2 separate regions of the Homo sapiens genome follow, and region 1 is linked to region 2. A link is a contact called in ENCODE Hi-C or POLR2A ChIA-PET data. All regions are on one chromosome and are shown on one strand. The core of a region is the stretch at or near the end of the contact, and the rest is flanking DNA. Distances in the headings are between cores, read along the strand shown.

Region 1 (4,953 bases), core at 121-2,620, 110 kb after region 2:
TTATATATTCAAATTATCCAGACTTCAACGGGAAAATTTAAACTTTCCTACAGTCCCAACACACTTCTGTGAGCACTTTTAAAGCTCCTGGGATGAAACTACCTTTGCCAAAATTAGAACAGTGAGAAAATTATGACAGTGAAAGAGATCTGATCTAGCAAAACTGTCTTGCCTTTAACCTCTTAACTACCCTTAATCATTCCTGGGTTTAGGCCAAGATAACTTTGGGAGACATTTAGTTTATAGTTTAAATAATAATAATAGTCCTTCCCCAAAACTAAACTGACTTTGTAAAGCTAGTGAAAAACCATCAGGTTAGATGGATGAGAAGCCTGAATTCTGCCAAGGTATAGACTTAAAAACAATTACCAGCCATTATTCCGGATGTCACAAGATATGAAATTTCACTAATTACTCCTGCAGATAACATCATTATTATGGAACTGAAGATTAGCCTTTGAGATGTCTTTTCAGGTTTTTGCATTTCTAATGATGATGGCTCCACCTGGACCCACCAGCCATCCTGTGGCCCCACCCAGAAGAGAACCACTATCCACACCCCCATTCCCTTGCCCGCCAAACTATTCTGGAAAAACCCTAGCCCCCAAGTTTTGGGGGAGTTGATTTGAGTAATAACTTTGTCTTCCAGGTGGCATGGCTGGCCTCATGTCAATTAAACTCTTTATCGAAGTGCTGTGGTCTTAGTCAATTGGAGTTGTTTGTGCAACAGGCAGTAAGAACTCGTGGGGTGTTTACAGGGAGAGTACCAATTAACACAATAGTTACAATGAACACTCAAGATGTGAGATATAATAATAAATATTTTATTTGTGCTTCTCTGCCTTCCCCTGCGAGTCACCATTGTGAGTCTCTTTATGTCTTTGAATTTTCTGTTTTTCTACTTTTTACTGTATTTTTCTTGATTTATAAAGATAATACATGCTCTTTAAACAAAACTCAAATATTATATAACTAAGAAAAATAAATGTTTCAATAATTTTATCTTTTAAGTTAATGATATTGATGCAAATTATTTCACATTTTTCTTTTACATACTTCTCCCATTAAGAATTAGCTATTTTATTATTATTAGCTCCTTTATATTAAATAATGGAATCACTGAATATCTAGAAATCAACAAATCCTTTCTAGATACCATGGTTAAGCATAGCTTGGCTTGGTAAGCAAAACACATATTCTGAATACTTAAAACCAAAATCTTTGGGATGTTTTTTCTCTTGGCTCATGTGCAATTCCATAACACTGACGCATAACATTCCATTAAGTTAGATGCCAGTGGGAAAGTCTCACGTGACTATGCTGCATGTTCAGTCTCTAGACACACTCTGTCCATGTCTGCAGCTGAGCCTTTCCCTTAAGCATTTTTCTGACCCTGGACACATCTGGACTCCTGCCGTGGTGTGAGCACCTCACAGGCCCTGCCCTTGTTCAGTCTGTGTCTGTTTCTCTAACTCCAGGCACAGTGCCTGGGCTAAACTGAATAGATTCTCAAGAATTCTTGTGAAGCACAGTAATAGGTACATTTTACAAGGAAAACCAAGAAGAAATGCAGGTTGATATATATCATAAGCCAAAATTCGGGTGTGCAGATTGGATCCAAGAAGTGTGTGAGTCAAATGGACTACGACAACTGGCTTCACTCCAGCAGCTTGATTAGAGCCCTGGGCAAAGAAGTGTCTGGTACTCTCTGCCACACCACACACCTTGGCATGCTTAGGTTCCAGGGCACCGTGGGTAATCCTTGGCACTATTTTTTTTTTTTGAGATGGAGTCTCGCTCTGTCGCCCAGGCTGGAGTGGAGTGGTGCAATCTCAGCTCACTGCAAGCTCTGCCTCCCGGGTTCATGCCATTATCCTGCCTCAGCCTCCAGAGTAGCTGGGACTACAGGCGCTGGCCACCACGCCGGGCTAATTTTTTGTGTTTTTAGTAGAGATGGGTTTCACCGTGTTAGCCCTTGGCACTATTTTTATATGGTACAGCCATAAAATGGAATGAGTTTGTAAAAGTGAGACCCTATGATGAAGAGTTTGTGACTGTCAAAGCTGTGGACAATGTTAGGGTTAAAGGGAGAGCGCATTCGCTATTTTCCAGTATCTAAATAGAGGTCATGTAGAATTGAAGACCACTCTCATTTGGACTGACTTCAAAAGATAAATTTATAAGATGTGACAAAATAAGATTTAGTGTATTATGAGGAATGTTCTATATGATTCTTCAGGTGCACCCTGTCCAGTTGAATCCCAGTTGCCTGGAGGGATGACCCACTGATTAGTAGCCTTTACAGCTTTCCTTCCTCCCATGCCTCACCTCCCTATTCTCTCTCTTGTGCTTCTTGGGGAATCACCTCCAAACGGAACCTCTTGCACTTAAGATCTTGCTTCAGGATCTACTTTTAGGTAGAATCTAAACTAAGACATCTATTCCTGCAGGTGTGGGGCTAGGTTATGGAGTATATCCTAGTCCTCACTGTTGAAGAGCACGGTCTGTTTGGAGCAGATGGACATTACAATGAAAAAGGACTGTGAGAGGGATTCCATAAGGTCATAAGACACATGAAGCAGGTGGTAATCAATTCCACTCAGGATGCTGAAAGAAGACTTACAGAAGTGTCCCCTTGAGAGGGAACTTGAAGAATAAGCAGAAACTGACCAGGCTCATAATAGATTAGCAGTGTTTCTGGCACAGAAAATGCCATGTGCACAGAGAAGGAGGCTGCAAGCAACCACAAGACAATCAGGAGTGACTCCAGGAAGACTGAACAGCAGCCTGGGAAGCCACGGGAAAACAGAAGGAGACGGAACTGCAGAGCTTGAGCTTGCCAGGAGCAGAATGTAGAAAGCCAAGCTCTGGGCTGTGAGAATTTGGCTGCTATAGTATAAGCAGTGGGGGGACTTTAGAAGATTGAAATTAATAATAATAAAACAAATACAAAGAGAGTAACATAATCAACTGCCATTTTAGAGAGCGAGAACTTTATTTGCAATGTGAAGAACATGAATTGTCAGTAGGGAGTTCAGAGAATAATGTATTAAAATTATACCCCTCAGAAATTATTAGTGTCTTGTCCAGGATAGGGACTGTAGAAGGCAGAGAAGAAAGAAGGGTTATGAAGAATGTATTGGAGATACAATCAACACCACGTAGGATGGATTGAAGGAGTGTATGTATAAGTGCATGCACATCTGTGAATGGTGATGCATTGATAAGAACTATTAAGGCAGACACTTAGATTTTGCTCTTGGGTGATTGGAGCAGTTAGGAGATGTGACTAAGTAAATATGTAGCAGATGAGATAACTCTCCAATCATCTGTTGACTCTGAGCTGGAAATGTCCGGGAGACAGTTGGGAACATCTCCGCGGCCCAAGGGAGAAGTCCAATCTGTGCACATGGATTTCTTCATCCTCTGTACAAAGAATAACCCTAGAAGAATAGAAGAGAAAAAAAATGCCAACTCTGAAGAACATTAATTAAAACAAATTTCAGATTTTATGGTAATGACTCCATGGTTTTCTATTACATGACTATTAACCAGCCCTTAGGAAATGGACGTTTGTTGTCAAGTATTTCAATTATATAAAGAACATAGAGTTCATTATAGATTCTGGATATTAGACCTTTGTCAGATGAGTAGATTGCAAAAATTTTCTCCCATTCTGTAACAAATTTACAAGAAAAAACAAACAACCCCATCAAAAAGTGGGCAAAGGATATGAACAGACACTTCTCAAAAGAAGACATTTATGCAGCCAAAAGACACATGAAAAAAATGCTCATCACCACTGGCCATCAGAGAAATGCAAATCGAAACCACAATGAGATACCGTCTCACACCAGTTAGAATGGCGATCATTAAAAAGTCAGGAAACAACAGGTGCTGGAGAGGATGTGGAGAAATAGGAACACTTTGACACTGCTGGTGGGACTGTAAACTAGTTCAACCATTGTGGAAGTCACTGTGGTGATTCCTCAGGGATCTAGAACTGGAAATACCATTTGACCCAGCCATCCCATTACTGGGTATATACCCAAAGGATTATAAAACATGCTGCTATAAAGACACATGCACACATATGTTTATTGCGGCACTATTCACAATAGCAAAGACTTGGAACCAAGCCAAATGTCCAACAATGATAGACTGGATTAAGAAAATGTGGCACATATACACCATGGAATACTATGCAGCCATAAAAAATGATGAGTTCATGTCCTTTGTAGGGACATGGATGAAGCTGGAAACCATCATTCTCAGCAAACTATCACAAGGATAAAAAACCAAACACCACATGTTCTCACTCATAGGTGGGAATTAAACAATGAGAACACATGGACACAGGAAGGAGAACATCACACACCGGGGCCTGTTGTGGGGTGTGGGGAGGGGGGACAGATAGCATTAGGAGATATACCTAACTTTAAATGACGAGTTAATGGGTGCAGCACACCAACATGGCACATGTATACATATGTAACTAACCTGCACATTGTGCACATGTACCCTAAAACTTAAAGTATAATTTAAAAAAAACACAGAAATTAATATACTTGTATATATGTCTTTTCCAACTTGTAAAATTAGCTTATTGAGGTAAATTTATAAAATAGAGCTGTACATGTTAAATTCTTATATGTAGAGTAGTATCAGTCAGGATTTTCCAGAGAAACAGGAACAGGATATATATATTTTTTCAGTGAGAAAGAGGTTTTTTTTTTTTTTTTTTTTTTGGAGAGAGGGAGATTTAAGGAGTTGGCTCATAGGATTGTGGCAATCCAAAACCTCACAAGTCTGAAATTTGTAAGGCAGGCCAACAAACTTGGAACTCAGGCAGAAATTGATACTGGAGTCTTGAAGCAGAATTTCTTCTTCCCCAGGAAACCTCAGTTTTTGTTCCTAAGATCTTCAAATGATTGGATGAGGTCCATTCACATT
Region 2 (5,102 bases), core at 160-2,659:
CTCGATCCAGCTTGGAGGCTGGGCTCTCCCCTGTATCAGGGGCTACTCTCGTGTTTTTAGAGTTTCACAGGTAAATCCTTTGCTTCCAGTAAAAATTCAATAGGTAGAAGAGCCAAAGGTTGAGGCATAGGAAGATGACATATCTGTTCCCCAAGATGTCTCCAGGGCAAGTTGGGGTCCCCCAGGTCCACATCCTCATGATGTCTGCATCAGGTCACCATGGATTGAGCAGGCCCCGGCAGTGAGCACAATGCTAGAAACATGAGCACCCACCCCCAGGCTTGGCTGGTGTCTCTGTCCCTGCCACCTGCACTGCCCCTGTGACTCAAACCTGGGTCTGCCTTGCACCTCCATTCTGCTTCTCCTCCTCACCTTGACATCACCCCCTTAAAAGGTTTTGTTGCACTGATAGGGCAGCCGGCAGATGGGCAGCCTGGCTGGTCTCTGAAGAAAGTCTGAACAGACACTGCCTGCCTTGCCCACTGATTGGATTACTCCCCTCACTCCAGAACAAACCTCAAGGCTGAAGTTTGAATCCCTGAGCAGCCTCTGCATTTCTTGTGCAGCCATCCAGAACGTTAGCTTCCTGCCTGCTGCACTGTGTCTGTGGCAGCCCTGGATCGCACTGTGTCCCCCAGCACCACTCCCACAAAATGCTCTGCCTCTGAGTCACAGTCCCTGCCTGTCCTCTTCCATGCAGGTAGCTTCAGAAGCTGTACCCCAGGCAGGATGGCCTGAGCACACTGGGGGCCTACATTGCCTTTCCCTCTCAGGTTCCATCCACAAGAGTGTGATGTGTTCAGTTGCCTTTGTTGGCTCCCTGTGTCCATTGCTGGGGGCAAGGACATGCGGCAGAGACGGAAGATAGAGACAGTCTTGTATGATCATGTTTAGAGCCCTCGTCACAACTTGCTGCTCAAGGCAAGTGGAGAGGCCAGGACAGCACATGCAATGGCAATGAATAAATCCACATGCTCTATAAAATATTGGAAACTCGGGATGACAGCTGAGCTTCCTTGAGCTCAGGGTCAGCCTTTTTCTTCAGCTCCTTCACGTTATGTTCCTGAGCAGAAACAAACAAACGCACTTTGTAGAACGGCATGTGGGGTTAAGGAGGCCTGCATGTCTGTGGTGACAATCAAAATAACTGATAAACTCGGATGGGATGTGTCTATTAAAATAGTGGTAGCTGCCTCTCAGGACTGCCCACTGCCTGCCAAGTTAGGAACATGACCTCACATCCGTACACCAACCCTGTGAAGGGAGGGGCCGGATGCCCATTTTATAGAGACATTGTCATGAACTCCTGGAACTAAGGTCAGACTTGAGGTCTTCCCAGTTTTCAGGACTGTTTAAGCTCTGTACTCTTGGACTGCCTTGGGACCCGCCTGTAACTCTTGTACCTTCATGCCTGCACCTCACCCTGTAATGTAAGCTCTCCAGGTACATGAGCCCCACCTACCTCCCCATACAAACACACCCACATACTCCCCCACCCCAGAGGGTGTTCAAAAGCTCTATCTATCCTTCAGGGTCTGGTATAAATGTACTCTTCCTTATTCTAACCCCAGCACCTTGTTTCTTAAAGTGCAATTCAATGTTTCCCACTTCCAAAAAGCATTTATTTTTATTAGTGAGTTAATATCATCTGAGAAATAATGACTCAAGACTGTCCCTAGAAAAAGTGACCCTAGCTGGCCATCATTTGTCGTGGTATGGAGATGAGTGAGGAGAGAACATGTTGAATTGAGGAGAATACCCCAGAATGCGTCCCTAGACCTAGCTACAGAGTAGGAATGCAATAAACAAAGCCATTGTTGACTGGCTGGCTCAGCCTGTGATAGGCGAGGCTGTTTCAAGGGAGCTGCTGCACCACAGACTGAAGCCTGACCTTGATCCCTACACACCTTCCCACCTAGACCCAGGGGAGCTATCTCCTAGACTGGAGAAAGATGCATACCCCACCGGAGCTATTTCACACTGCTCACAGCTCCGGGCCAGCAAAGATGAAGAAGCGCTATAATCATTGAAACAAGGCCAGTAGCTGTCATTGTCCTATAATAACAGAGCAACACAGTTTTCTTGGCTTCATGGAAGACTGCCTATTAGGAGGTCATCTGAGGGAAGCCAGCCATCCATTATGAGCGCCATATCATATTTCCCCCCCATATTTTGTCTTAATTTTCTAAAGTTTCTTAGAGGAAAAGTGGCTTATGCTAGGCTGATGGTTTCTCTTATCCCAAAATAGTATGGGAGATTCTTTTTAAGGAATCTCATTATCGAGTTTACCTCTTGTTTCCACAGCTCCTTTTCATTCAGTCAGTCCTTCATTTATTTATTTGCCGACGTAAAAGGGCCATCAGCAAAGATCTGTGGGGTGACTCTTTCACACATAATAAACCAATCAGCCTCTTCAATGCAGTAAACATTCTGTAACAGGAATTTTTACATAATCTACGGCTTCCAAGTTTCTCTGGCTTATGGAGTTCCCCGGGGTTGTGGGGATGTAGAGATGGATGATATTTGGTCCCTAAGCCCAATGTGCTTACAGCTCAATGGAGGGGACAACTTATAACATGTGAAAAAAAACAAGGTCAGTTCTAGAGCAGAAATACAGTTAAATCTGTTGGAAGAAGCCACAAAATCTTCATGAAAAAGGTATAAGGTAATCCAGGCCATGAAGGGGATAGGATGTCACAAGTGAAAAGAAGTAGAAGGCATTATCTTTAGTGGTACCAGGAATGGTAGAAGAAGTCATAGTAGTTATAGGGGATGGACAGTTGTATTTAGCGGAAGCACAGAAGATACTTTCATTTCCATGAGATCAGAAACAAATGTTAAATATAGTTATTGATATATATACATAAATGTTCACACGTAGGCACCGAAGACTGTATTCTCTGAAGATATGTGTCTTAAACAAGGGCGTCACTCTTATCAGGCCAGGTGGGGCTCCCATTTGGAAATTACAGTAATATATTATCCATTAACACCAGAAAGAGGTAAGAGGAAACTAAGAAGCACCCCGCAAGGCTGGACCAAATTACAAGGCAGAATTGAAGGGAGACTTATAAACACCTGAACCATCTGTTTCTTAATTTGCAACATTTGGGCAGCTTTTAAAGGCACAATCCAGCATTTAAGTAATCTTCATTGTTCATTTGTTCAGCTCCCGTGTTCCAGACATTACATTTTTTATTAAATGGCAGTTTCTTAGGCTCAATTCAGATGGTAATAATTTGGAAGATCACTGACAAAGTGATGACATCCTAAGTTTTCTTAACTTGAAATCTTTGCTCCCCTCCCTAGGAATTATAGGAAAAGCTGAGTGTGTGCACCGAAGCTTATTTTTCTAAGGAGAGGATGCCAATGTCTCATGAGATAGTCAGAGGATTCTACGATCTCCCCAAAGTCAAGGATTGCTGTCTCTAAACATGTTACAAATGATAAATATAGAGCAGAATGCCTGCCCAGATAGGCCATCTTCTTAAGAAAGGAGGGGAGTGCTTTTATAATGTCAGGACTCCTATTCTTTGAAAAACTGCTTTATGGATATAATAAGTAGAGAATTGAGAATCACAGATACAGTTCACATTGAACAGGACAGGGAGCCTGAACACTCACTCAGGCTTAAGTTCTGAAGCTCATGACTTATGCTAACTTCCTGTAGGATGGTAGGTAATTCACTGATTCTGCTTGTGATTGTTTCCTTCATCTACAAGCCAAATGGCTGAAATACCTGGGCTGTAAATTATGCCCAGCAATTGAATCTCTAAAATATTCTTAAAGAGTATGTTTACGTATTTGGGCTTTATATACATACTTTTAAACTTTTACATGCTGAGGAATTTGCTCACATATTTACGTTTATCTACATGTGTTTTATATTACATGTTTACTCTCCTTGATGTCCTCAGGCCTCCTAGTCAAACACGTAACTGAACTTAAGCTCATTACCTGCTAGACTTTACGTGCAAATTGTGAATAGAGACCTAGCTCAGAATGTACTTAGTTTTTCTCCTGTTGCACAATACTTAGTCATTTTCAAAGGGCTTTATTTAAATTCTATTAATGGACTAGATTAAAATATGTTTCAAGAGGATAAAGAAAATGCATCTACATCTGATAAAATGAAATATACCCAGTGATCTCATAATTCACTTGGGGAAAAAAACACATGATGAGAAAGGAAATGTGATACTCACATGAAATACACCAGGTTACAGAGGCAGTGGCTGCCCTCTCTTTTGTCATTTGCCTAGATGCACTGTGCAAAATGTGTCTTGTCTTGATTAGGCCTAGCAAGGCTGAAATAAATCATTAAATACTGATAAGCAGAGGCTTTGTAAGTGGAAAGAGGTGTATAATTGTCCCATGATCACGCTCAACATTCCTGCCTCATTAGATACCTGAGAAATATGAGGCTTGGCTGACAGGTACTTGAGGGAACTACGCCACCTCACTCCACCCAACTAATCACATTCAGATTCTGAAACTTTCATAGCCACACCCTCTGAAAAAGCCACAACAGCTCCTTGCATGATCTGTTCTCTTCCATACCCAAGACATTTTCAAGTTGTCATATTTGAGCCCTGCTCTGTATAATTCACTATGGCAAAAGCTATTAGAGGCTAAGAGAAGAAACACACATTTATTTCTGCTCTCTTCAAGTTGCTTCCAAGAGATACAGCTGCCTCTTTCTCTCTCGCACCCCCACACCACCATGTACCTATTTATCATAGGTCAAAACAATAAACTAGACAAAAAAGTAAAGGGCAATGGAAGCTCAGAAGATGGAGAATTTGCATGCAGGCAACGGGTTAATGAAATGCATTTAAAATTTGTTTGCTTTTTAGAAGGGTAAGATTGTATATAGATACACATAAGAAAAAAATAAGACATTCCGGGTGAAAGAAGAGGTGGGCAAATATGTGGCTCTTTTAAAGAAAAGGGAAGTTTCTAGGAATCATCTATGGAAATAAAAGTGGTGAAATAGCCCGAGATTTGATTTTTGGAGTAATGCAGGAACGGGTACCTCACATATAGCCAGCAGAAATTCATCATTACACATTTGTTGTCATTCTTATTTTGTTTTTGTTTCC

Evidence for each region. A loop is a pair of places that touch in the nucleus more often than their neighbours do. ChIA-PET counts read pairs that join two places held with the same protein, here RNA polymerase II (POLR2A). Pooled maps may share reads with other maps.
Region 1: a loop to region 2 is called in a map of mammary epithelial cell, with 2.4 times the contacts of the local background. The contact joins two enhancer-like sites. A Hi-C loop is called at or near these places in 3 of 168 maps with a recorded cell type or tissue (MCF 10A, PC-9 and mammary epithelial cell) and 1 of 50 pooled maps. POLR2A ChIA-PET finds 5 or more read pairs at or near these places in 1 of 52 experiments (PC-9).

Annotation. Positions count from the first base shown.
Region 1 is chr7:46,452,833-46,457,785 of GRCh38, reverse strand. No RefSeq gene overlaps it. Among named protein-coding and RNA genes, the nearest start is that of IGFBP3, 530 kb to the right of the region's middle. Within about 2 kb of position 1,370, at least 2 of the 41 ENCODE cell types and tissues checked have a DNase peak (open chromatin) inside an H3K27ac peak, as active enhancers do.
Region 2 is chr7:46,564,803-46,569,904 of GRCh38, reverse strand. No RefSeq gene overlaps it. Among named protein-coding and RNA genes, the nearest start is that of IGFBP3, 650 kb to the right of the region's middle. Within about 2 kb of position 1,409, at least 3 of the 41 ENCODE cell types and tissues checked have a DNase peak (open chromatin) inside an H3K27ac peak, as active enhancers do.